2 separate regions of the Homo sapiens genome follow, and region 1 is linked to region 2. Evidence: read pairs that join two places in POLR2A ChIA-PET (ENCODE). Cell type or tissue: OCI-LY7. All regions are shown on one strand.

Region 1 (5,000 bases), 100 kb before region 2:
TTATCTTTGGGGAAAAGGGTGGGGTGCACTCAACAGTTTTGTTTCGCAGTGCATTTGAGGCAAATGCTTGGAAAAAGTACCAATTCCTTTGTTATATGCCCTGCAGCTTCCCAACCCCCTTCACCCTGCGCTTCGAGTTTTGCATACTTTAATAGTAATAGTCTTATTTCAGCTGATAAAAGCTGACTGTGTTGAGTTAAAGAGTATTAATACAACGGAATGTGTAATCTGGATAAACAGTTTGCGTAGTTAGTATTGTCAGCACTCTAATTTAACTGTATAGATGGCTAAAGTGTCGTTCTGTATGGATTGTTTTAGATAATTCCACTGGCTAATGGAATTCTCGGCGAGCACTCTGATATTTTATTTTACACCAGCGTTAAGATTCTCTGTTTCCCTGTAACATCGGAGAGACGAGCAACTCTATTTACATTTAGTGCGTGTGCATCTAGTGACTTCGGTAGACATCTGCCAATCAAATACACGTCATTCTGCAAAACCACCTAGACGCCTCCATGCCCTTTTCTTACTGGACGATAGAGTTGTTTAGATAAGTAAATGCTTTGAAATAAATTTGGTGGCTTTTAGCAAGAAGCAGCTTGTGATGGGAATAGGAGTGGTCACTTTGAGGAGTGGGTGTATACCGTCTTCTAAGAAACGCTTTTAGAACTGACATTTATTTAAAACAGTGGACCCCCCCTCCCTCAAGGAAAAAAGCTTGCTTGTGCTATTCTCAGACCTCATTCACATGTTGTGTGCATTTTTTAAGACCACATAGAAATTGGTTCCGATAAAGGAGTATACTTTTAGGTTAGAAAATTTCAAACTGTAGAAGCATAGTGGAAATAGGATGTTGAAGGACAGACGTTTCAGTTGGGTAAGTTATATCTTTATTGTTGCAGACGGGTCTTGATACTAGATTGAATATATTAAGCTCCTTTGAGTTGGGGAAAGAGCAATTTGAGCATATAAAAATTAGGAAAGCAGTTTATTATTCTGCCAATTTAATAACTATTATGAAATGTACTGGGAAAATTTGAAATTTGAAATGTTTTCACATAAAATTTTCATAATTTTGAACTAAGACCATGTAACCAACATGGCTATGTCAGGTTAAACAAAACATTCTTGAGGGTTTCTGTTTATTTTTGAAAACCTTCAGTTATTTATCTACTACTTAGCAATGCAGTCAGCTGAACTTTATTGTGGAATGCTTTTTATTACTGTTTATTGAAAAAAATTGTTGTGCTAATGAGTCCTTAATATTCTCCACCTCCCACTCCCCAGAAGTTCTTTTTACAGCAATGACTATCATTTGGGAGTAAATGGTCCTGGTATAGCATTTGAGACCTTGACCTTAGCAACTCTTGGCTGGTGGTTGTTTACTACAGCTGCAGCCTATGTGTGTGCTGAAAGGGAAGGTCTGCAAACACTAGTGTACTCACTCTCCCCAGGCCAAAGGGAGAACAAATCGGGATGCTTGACGTTCATTCTGAAGAACATGCATCTGGCCTGTAATATCCATCGTGTTCTGGTCATGTGAAAATATACATGTTGCTCAGGGATATTTTCCCTGACTCCTGTTCAGGGAAAGTATGCACTTTAACAGGCTCCAGTGAGTTTTAGATGTTACAGTATATCATGAAACAGGCTGTTATCAACTTACTGAAATAATTTGGCCTTAAATATAGGTGTGTTTTATCTCTGCAGAGACAACGTAAGTGCTTAGGCCTCTAGGCCTATGCTGAGAGCATTTTGAATTCAAGCCAGTGTTGGTTAATCTAGAGTTTGGGGTAACCTTACCCAGTGAAGGCATATTGTTAAGTAGATGAACATATAGAGGTCCTGGACATTTTTTCCATTGTACAACATGGAAAGCATGGGACTTTATGTTTTTGCAAATTAATAATATTACAATGATCACATTAAATTGGAGTGTCAAATGGTTTGTTTTCTTTATATTGTGAGAGAAGCAGTCAAGTTCATAAATCTAGCTGTAGATTGTGTATTAAACTATAAAACTAGTAATGGCACAAACTCATTTGAAAAGTTTTTGTTTATAAGTTTTTCTGCTTGCCACTTGCATGCTGATTAATGAACATGAGCTAAAATCCCAAGACAGTTTTATTCAAAATCAACACCATTATTACCTTTTCTGCTTAGAAAACAGCTTTTTTTTTTTTTTTGAGTTGAGGTCTCACTCTGTCACCCAGGCGGGACTGCAGTGGCATCATCATAGCTCAAATTCCCGGGCTCAAGGGATCCTCCCACCTTAGCCTCCCAAGTAGGCAGGACTACAGGTGCACACTGCCACACCCAGCTAAAAATTTTTTTGTAGACACGGGGTCTTAACTGTGTTGTCCAGGCTAGATCCTGAATTCCTGGCCTCAAGCAAACCTCCTGCCAAAGTGCTGGGATTATAGGCATCAGCGACTGCGCTGGCTACAAGTTTAATTTTTAAAATAAGTCTGAAATAGGTTGTAGTTGCTTATCTGTCATTTTCTATTTGAAAATACTGTATGATCATAGACTGGAAATGGCTTATATTTTTGCCCAGTGTTTATTTTTCCTTTCAAACTCACACTTACTTGTTTTTCGGCCTGCAATTTATGCACAGCTTTGAACTTTTAACTGTGTACAGAATGTAAGGGTAAAAATATTAAAATTAAATCACTGGCAACGCCCTATAACCACAGCCTTAACTCATCTACCACAACCACTCCTCCCAAAAGCAAGCAAGTAAACAGATGGGCCTTGCCCTATGCCCAGAAGGTCAACAGTCTTAGGCTCTGTTAGACCTGCTAAGTTTCTGGATCCCAAGCCCAGCCCAGAGAGCTGCCTGACTTCCACCCGCCAGAATTCATTTTTAGGGCCTAGGTCGGCCACACCCCATCTGATGTCAGCTATTGAGTTCTTGTGGTAGAGAACACATGCTGTGGATTAAATGGTTACTTTCTCTCTATATTGTCAGTAATTATGTTACAAAAGGATTTTTCCGTTTTGGGTGTTTATTGTCATAAAGTGGCTACTTGAGTAGTCTTATTGCTCCATAAAAATTTGTTTTGGTCGGCAGTAGATTACAGGATATTCACCCAAAGAATTCTGCTCTGGTATGGTCTTTCTTCCTGTCTTTTTTTTTTTTTCAACTTAAAGTCATGTGTTTCTTTTGTTGCTACTCTCATGGTCTACATTTTTGAATATTTATTAGTGTAATAATTAGACTGCTCCAAACACATTTGCTGTCTGGTGCAGAAGTAGCAGGAAGCCCTTACTGCTGTACTGCTGCATGGAAGGTGAGAGTGGAATAAATTAGGAGACCTTTGGGATAGTTTCCCCACCACTATCAGTGACTGTAGAAGCTACCACGATAACTACCTGCTGGCTTTGACAGCCATGAATTGTGTCCCAAGTGTGACATTTGCCATGCTTCTCAGTATATATGGCCTTTCACAGTAATTCCTGGCATGATGTATATGTATACAGTTGGCCCTCTTTATTCGTGGGTTCTGCATTAAGGGAGTCAATCAATTGTAGATTGAAAACGTTCAAGAAAAAAATACAACAATAAAAATGATACAAATAAAATCATAACTTTATATAGCATTTACATTGTATAAGTGATTGTAAGTAATCTAGAGATGATTTAAAGTATGTAGGAGGATGTGCACAGGTTATATGCAAATACTGCATTATTTTTTATAACGGACTTGAGCATCCATGGATTTTGGTATCTGCTGTGGGATGGGATCCTGGAGTCAACCCTCCAAGGGTACTGAAGAATGACTACATACTGTATATACATATATATTCATCATCTTATATATCTATATGTGTATGTGTATATTTAGTATTTATCTTTATATGTTTTTACATGTGTTTTTGTAGTCTATATCTATATTAGTACATAACCCACCCACACACACCATACACAAGAGCAAGAATTACAGTAAAATTTCATGACCGAGAAATACAGTAAAAAGCCACACGTGTGTATAAAAAAGGGGGAAAAACAGTCTTTAAAAAAAATTCTATCTTTAGTAATACTGTGCTCACTTTGAAATTATCGAGCTAACTTGTAACAAAAGAAAAACAACCCTGCCTTAAAGAAAACAAACCTAAATGGCAACCAAGTTAAATTATTCGAAAACAATGTAAAGAAAACCTTCCTTCATTTCACAATGAATGGTAACCTCTAAGATGATACATCCTTGAATCACAACTAATTTCAGTGGCAGAAATATCTCAGTTCGATTCTTACTCTCTTGCTTGCTAACTATGGATGACCTTGGTCAAATTTCTTAACCTCTCTGAGTTTATACAATGGAAAAAATAATATGTAGTTTACAGGGCTGTGGTGAGGGTTAAATGGGGTAATGTGGCCAAAAGTCACTTTGTAAAACTACAAAGTTCTTGTGTGGCAACTGATTTGATAGGAAAAGCACTCCAGCCATACCTCCACCGCCCCCACACTGCCCTCCCCTGAAAGGGATAAACTTTCCTGTTTCTCAAAGTGAGCATATAAATTACACTTATGGGGAAGGAATTTCCGAGTGTGGGTAGAAAACTCTGGCAGTCAAAGGTCATGAATTCCATTCCTGTCTCACCAGAGATTTGCTCTGTGACCTTGAGAAAGTCACTCTTAAAAAGTTTCAACGTAGCTGGTATAAAAGTTACTGATTATTAACATTTATATAATACAGGTGAAGTATCCAAGCTTGTCAAAAGAAAAACACATGAAATTACAGTTCACATGATCATTTACAGAAAATTGAAAATAAAGATGAACAATGATTAGAGATTGAAAATCTGCAGGCTACTTCTTTAATGAGTCACCTGAAGCTTCTATCAACTGGTCATTAAAAAGAATGCCCTTAATTTTAAAAATAGAATTATTAAATTTGTGATATACTATAATTTCAAGCAGTACATTGAACTGCAAATCCCCAGTTAAATCAAGATTGTGTTGATTAAGCTATGTCTGATTTATGGCTTAAAAGTCA
Region 2 (5,000 bases):
CCTCCATGTAATCTTTTGGGCAAGTTATGTTTTTAACTTGAGATTCACTTTCCTCATTTATAAAATAAACGGTTACCAAAATTACCTACTTGGTAATGTGGTACTGAGAATTATGTAAAAGGGAACTATGTAAACTATCTGGCAGGGCATCTGGAAGTTAGTACTCAATGGTAAATATTAACTATTAATAGTGATAACTGCAAACCTTTTTTAATATCATATGTTTTTACTGCTATTTCTCTAGATCTTTTTAATTGATCATATAAGGTATGCCCCTTTAAAAAAATTGAAAATTCTTTCTCTTTTTCTTATATTAATTTAAACTTATAAAATGATGTGATTCCCTTGTCTTCCTTCTCTTACACATTGTAACTCTCTGCTGCACCTAGATGCATTATAAAATCTTACTAATGTAAACATTTTAAAACTTGAAGCATTTTCCTCATAAGAGCCATGTTTCTTATATTTATCATAGTAAGAGAACTTCTAGATATGACCTTACTAATCCTTATAGTCTTTCAATAAATATTGCCATTTGGAATCTACTTTAATGTTTAAAAATATTAGGGATTATAAAATATGTATATATATTGTAGCTATAAGTACTTAGAAAAACGTTATGAAATTATGACAGTAATACAAATTAAGCTAAATATTTCTAGTGAAACCACCACATTTACTTGATAGAAGTTTTTGTATACTTTACTAATTATTCTGCATACGCAGGTCATTTTAACTTAATATTGCAAAATAAGCTCTTTTTTCCATTTTTCTTAAATGTAGTTTATAATAGCAGCATGCTAGTCCATTACAGTTTTCAACCATAATTAAATCAGCTATTTCCTCGTAATAAATTATTTCCAGTTTTTAGATTATAAATCGTGTTTCCATGCACTTTTTATACTTACAGTTTTTCCTTTTTTTGTTGTTGTAGGATTAATCTAGGAATGTTATCACTGGGTCAAAGACTATCAACGTGCTTTTGACTCTTGAAAGGAAAGTGCCTTTCAAAGGAGTTCTGATAGTTGGTATTGCCAGAGGCAACCTATAAATAAGGTTCTTCCTGCCACTTTCTAGCAATGGATATAATGGCTATTAAATTGGCCAATTCAATCAATGTTAAGTGATATCTCATTTTTTTCTTCTTCTTTCTTTACAAGGGACAGAAATAATTGTTGACATACTGTTTTGGATTAAAGTGGGTAATCGTGATGAAATAATTTGGAATTGGTAGTACAGTTATAATAAAGCACACGTTGAAACTAAATTAAAAAGACTCTTTAATGCATCTTGTTGACTTTTTATGTGAAGAATGTGTATGGTCACAATTGAAACTCTTATGGGAAAATTTTAAAGTTTTTGAAGTAAAAAAGAAAAAAGAGGCCAAAAAACTTTAAAATGTATTTCCATCTTGTAGATTCAATTGCTGATTTCTTAATGTGCCATCTACTTTAAACTCTTAAGTATCTGAAGCCCAAGTCACTACATGTAGAATTAGAAACCACTGTTTTTGGTTTTAAGGGTATTTATAAATAGCCTGAGTGGAACCTTTATCTTCAGTTTTACTGTTAAAGCCTAATTGAGTTTTACTATTAAAGGTGACTATACTCTGTCTTCCTCCTTAGCTTGCTTTTGCTTCATTTATAGAACAGACCCTAGTATTTTAAAAACAATTATATATGCCACTCATACCTACCCCTCTCCCCCCGCTCCCAAGACAAAATGTATGCATGTTGAATGAACAGACATCGCGAAGTGGGGGGATTTCTTTGAGCTGTAGAATTAGATGATGAAAAAAGGGAGAGGGGGAAGTGTGAGAACTACAGAGAAAAGAAGACAGTTAGAGAAGAAGACATGGAGATATGAAAGAAGTAGCTTTACACTTTGAGTTCTCATTGCCTTCGTATTTCTTCACAAATTCTCAGGCAAGCTGTAAGGTAGGTTGTTTTTTAAGGCTTATTGATAAGCAGTTGATTCGTATTTTAGGTCAAACTAATTCTGCATCTCTTTCCCATTGTTCTTTTCTATTCTGCTTCTTTATTCTACTCTATTTTTAAGAGAAACACTGTCTAACTTGCTGGCTCTTTCTGCTCTGCTGTTGCTCCAGCCCTGCAGCTTCCCCACCGTGTGAATTTGCACTTCAGTGGCACCATTTCCTGTTAGAAACCAAAGGCAGGCCCCTGACTTTTCTAGGTGGTGATTCACACAGGAAAAGACCTGAAAAGCTGTATCAGGGCACCTGACTTCACCGTGGGACTAGCTGATCGACTTGAAGCACAAATGGGGCCCTGGAATCTTTTTCCTACCTTTTGGTCTCCTGTGGGACTGAGGTAGAGTGGTCAAAAAATTTAAAGATTGATGTAAGTAGATTCTAGAACACAAATTACAGAAGGTTAGAATCGATGTTTTTCAGATTACCCTGGATAGAAATCAAGGTGAATGATACTGATATTTGAATCCAAATCAGGTATTTGTTGTTTTTAATTATAGTAAAATACATGTAACAGAAATGTACTATTTTAACCCTTTTTAAAACATTATATATTGTCATGTAACTGTATCTAACATGGAAATATGTGCATGCATATGTAACTTACAAAGATGAAAACTGTTCCTTCCTTATTTTGTAATAGAAGAACCTTAAATATCACTATTTTAATTTTCTTTTTAAATTGTGAAATACAACTTAAAATTTTAGTTTAACCATTTTTAAATGTATAATACAAGGTGATGTTTTTTCACTATATAAGTTAGGCTTTACATAAAGGAATTACATACAGTTCTATTAGAGAAGCATGCAACTAAAAAGAGGTTGATTTGCAGATATTTCACTTTTTTGGAAATGAAATAACTGATTTTTTTCCTCTTCCATCCCTCTTTATTTTTCTACACATATATTTTGGTACTTGAAGTATTGCTAAGTTTTTGAACCCAGTTTTCCTCCAAGGTAAAGGTTTTTTTTTTTTTTCTTCAAAATCTTGAGTTAATTTTTTCATGTAATGAATTTGCAATCCATGTGCAATCGATCTTTATAATAAAAATAGGAAATTGACATTTCACATTGTATCCATAATTGGCATAAATTATGATGATTAATAATGTCAAGTTTGTGAGTTAGGGTACCCAAAACTCAACTGTTTCACTAGAGAAATCTTAGCAAATCCAAATTATTTAATTGTTTGCATTTTACCAAATAATGTTTTCAGCCTGTTATGGGGACTCTAGAGAGGTGGTTATCTGACAGTTGTCAAGTCGGAGGAAGTTAAGATGCCTTTGTATCTACCTGGGCTCATCATTTAGCTATATCTGCAGTCATTTGGTAATGTCATCCAGTCAGTCAAATGTGTTTCATTTACTTTATTCATCAATATAATCTACATTATATTTACGACAGTGACTGTTTATAAAAAGGCAGTATATAAACCTGGACAGTTCTAAATTCCCTTGGGTACCTTTCTTACCTCAGTATATGTTAGTAAATGATGATTATGTCCTATGCAGTGGAGTGCCAGAACTCTTGCATCTGTTTAGACTACTCACTGATTTTCTTTTTTTTTTTTTTAACTCTGAACAAACCAAAGTGTCCAACATGTGTAACTCACTAATGTTCACAACCCACTTGTAGCGAAACTAAGAACCTTAAAATGACCTTGAAGCTATAGCAGTAGTGAGCATCAGATATATTCAGACACTTTATGAGTCGATTAGCAACAGAGACTTCTTCCCTTAGAAAATAGAAGTAGTTGGGAAGCAATGACATTTGCATAAAGGCACTTCCTTTTGCCACCTTTTGGATTTTTTTTTTTTTTGTAGAATTATGGTTTAATCTTACTGCTGTTATTAAACTGCTTTAAGCTTCTTTCCAAGTATCACAGCCAAATTGAAGGATTTATTTCCTTGCTTGCACTTTGAAACATAGCTGTCAAACAAAGTAAGCAAAGGCAAGTGATAGAGATACAGCCCCTTTGCATTTTCAGTTTATTTGCATTTGTTCATGACTTCTAAGACACTTTAAATTTCCAAAGGAGTTTGCTTTCTTTAAACTCTGTCATATGTACATTGTTACCTGAATGAGTCTGTGAGAGATCAAAGTACCTGTCAGCTTAGTAAATAGAAGAGATTTTTTTTCTCTCTGAGCTGGTTATAAAGGGAGATTCCATTGGCTTATTTATGTTGAGAACTTAACATAGTTAGGAAAACAGTGGGTGGTTAAAGTTTGAAAAGTGTCAGGGAAGAGGTGGGTGGTTTCTGTAGAGTATCAAATATTTGAAGTATATTAAAGCTGAAATAAGTGAAAATCTGTTAGATTACTTGGAGTTTCTCCTAATTTCCTATGTTTTAGAGAGACTTTTTCCCCCTCAAGTGCATTTGCATATATAGAAACAAAATGTGGCTTCCACAAATGATGTTGCCTATCTCTCTTAAAGTAATATTTAAATGAATAATACAGACTCGTTAATATTGTCAATTATTTTATAGGATACTTGAAGCTGAAGAAGACACAAATATCAGTGGCCTAACTAATTTGTACCTATGGAATTACTATTTTGGTGAAAAATATTTTCACTCCACGTGTTCATTGTGTGTGCATGCCTGCCCTCTCTCGGCAGTGGTCCAGCTGATTGCTGCTGTTACTGTTAAGGGCTCTTAGTGTATCAAAAATAAGTTCTTGAGCATGACAGAATGATGCGTATACTCATTTTTTAAATTGGAAACAAATGTTCTGTATTAACTATATAGTGAGTACAATCAAATACATAAACCATTAGATGGGCAACTAAGCTGGTAAGCCATGGAGAATTTACTATTTTGTTGGATATTTGTTAGAGCATGAAGTTGGAATTGAGAATGTATTTTCTCCTGAAATATAGTTGATGATTATGTATCTGTCTGTGAGGTGTGGTTAATTCCACAAAGCTTATTTCTTCTACAGTATCCCCCAAATTAGAATATGGTACTGCCATTATGTGATAACCCTGTATATGACAGTGTATCTATTG

Evidence for each region. Peaks named below come from ENCODE experiments on the same cell type or tissue, not always from the same donor. Only the 100,000 strongest peaks of a DNase experiment are listed, where the experiment ranks them.
Region 1: POLR2A ChIA-PET joins it to region 2 with 7 read pairs; 10 of 35 experiments call an interaction of 5 or more read pairs at or near these places.

Annotation. Positions count from the first base shown.
Region 1 is chr13:74,127,832-74,132,831 of GRCh38, reverse strand. The region is part of intron 1 of KLF12 (KLF transcription factor 12); the gene reads left to right. Among named protein-coding and RNA genes, the nearest start is that of KLF12, 4.1 kb to the left of the region's middle. In OCI-LY7, no CTCF peak of the experiment used is centred here; DNase peaks (open chromatin) are centred at 491, 1,421 and 2,871; H3K4me3 peaks cover 4,848 bases; H3K27ac peaks cover 5,000 bases.
Region 2 is chr13:74,024,126-74,029,125 of GRCh38, reverse strand. The region is part of intron 1 of KLF12 (KLF transcription factor 12); the gene reads left to right. Among named protein-coding and RNA genes, the nearest start is that of KLF12, 110 kb to the left of the region's middle. RefSeq lists an enhancer at 2,244-2,323. In OCI-LY7, no CTCF peak of the experiment used is centred here; a DNase peak (open chromatin) is centred at 2,155; H3K4me3 peaks cover 2,874 bases; H3K27ac peaks cover 1,827 bases.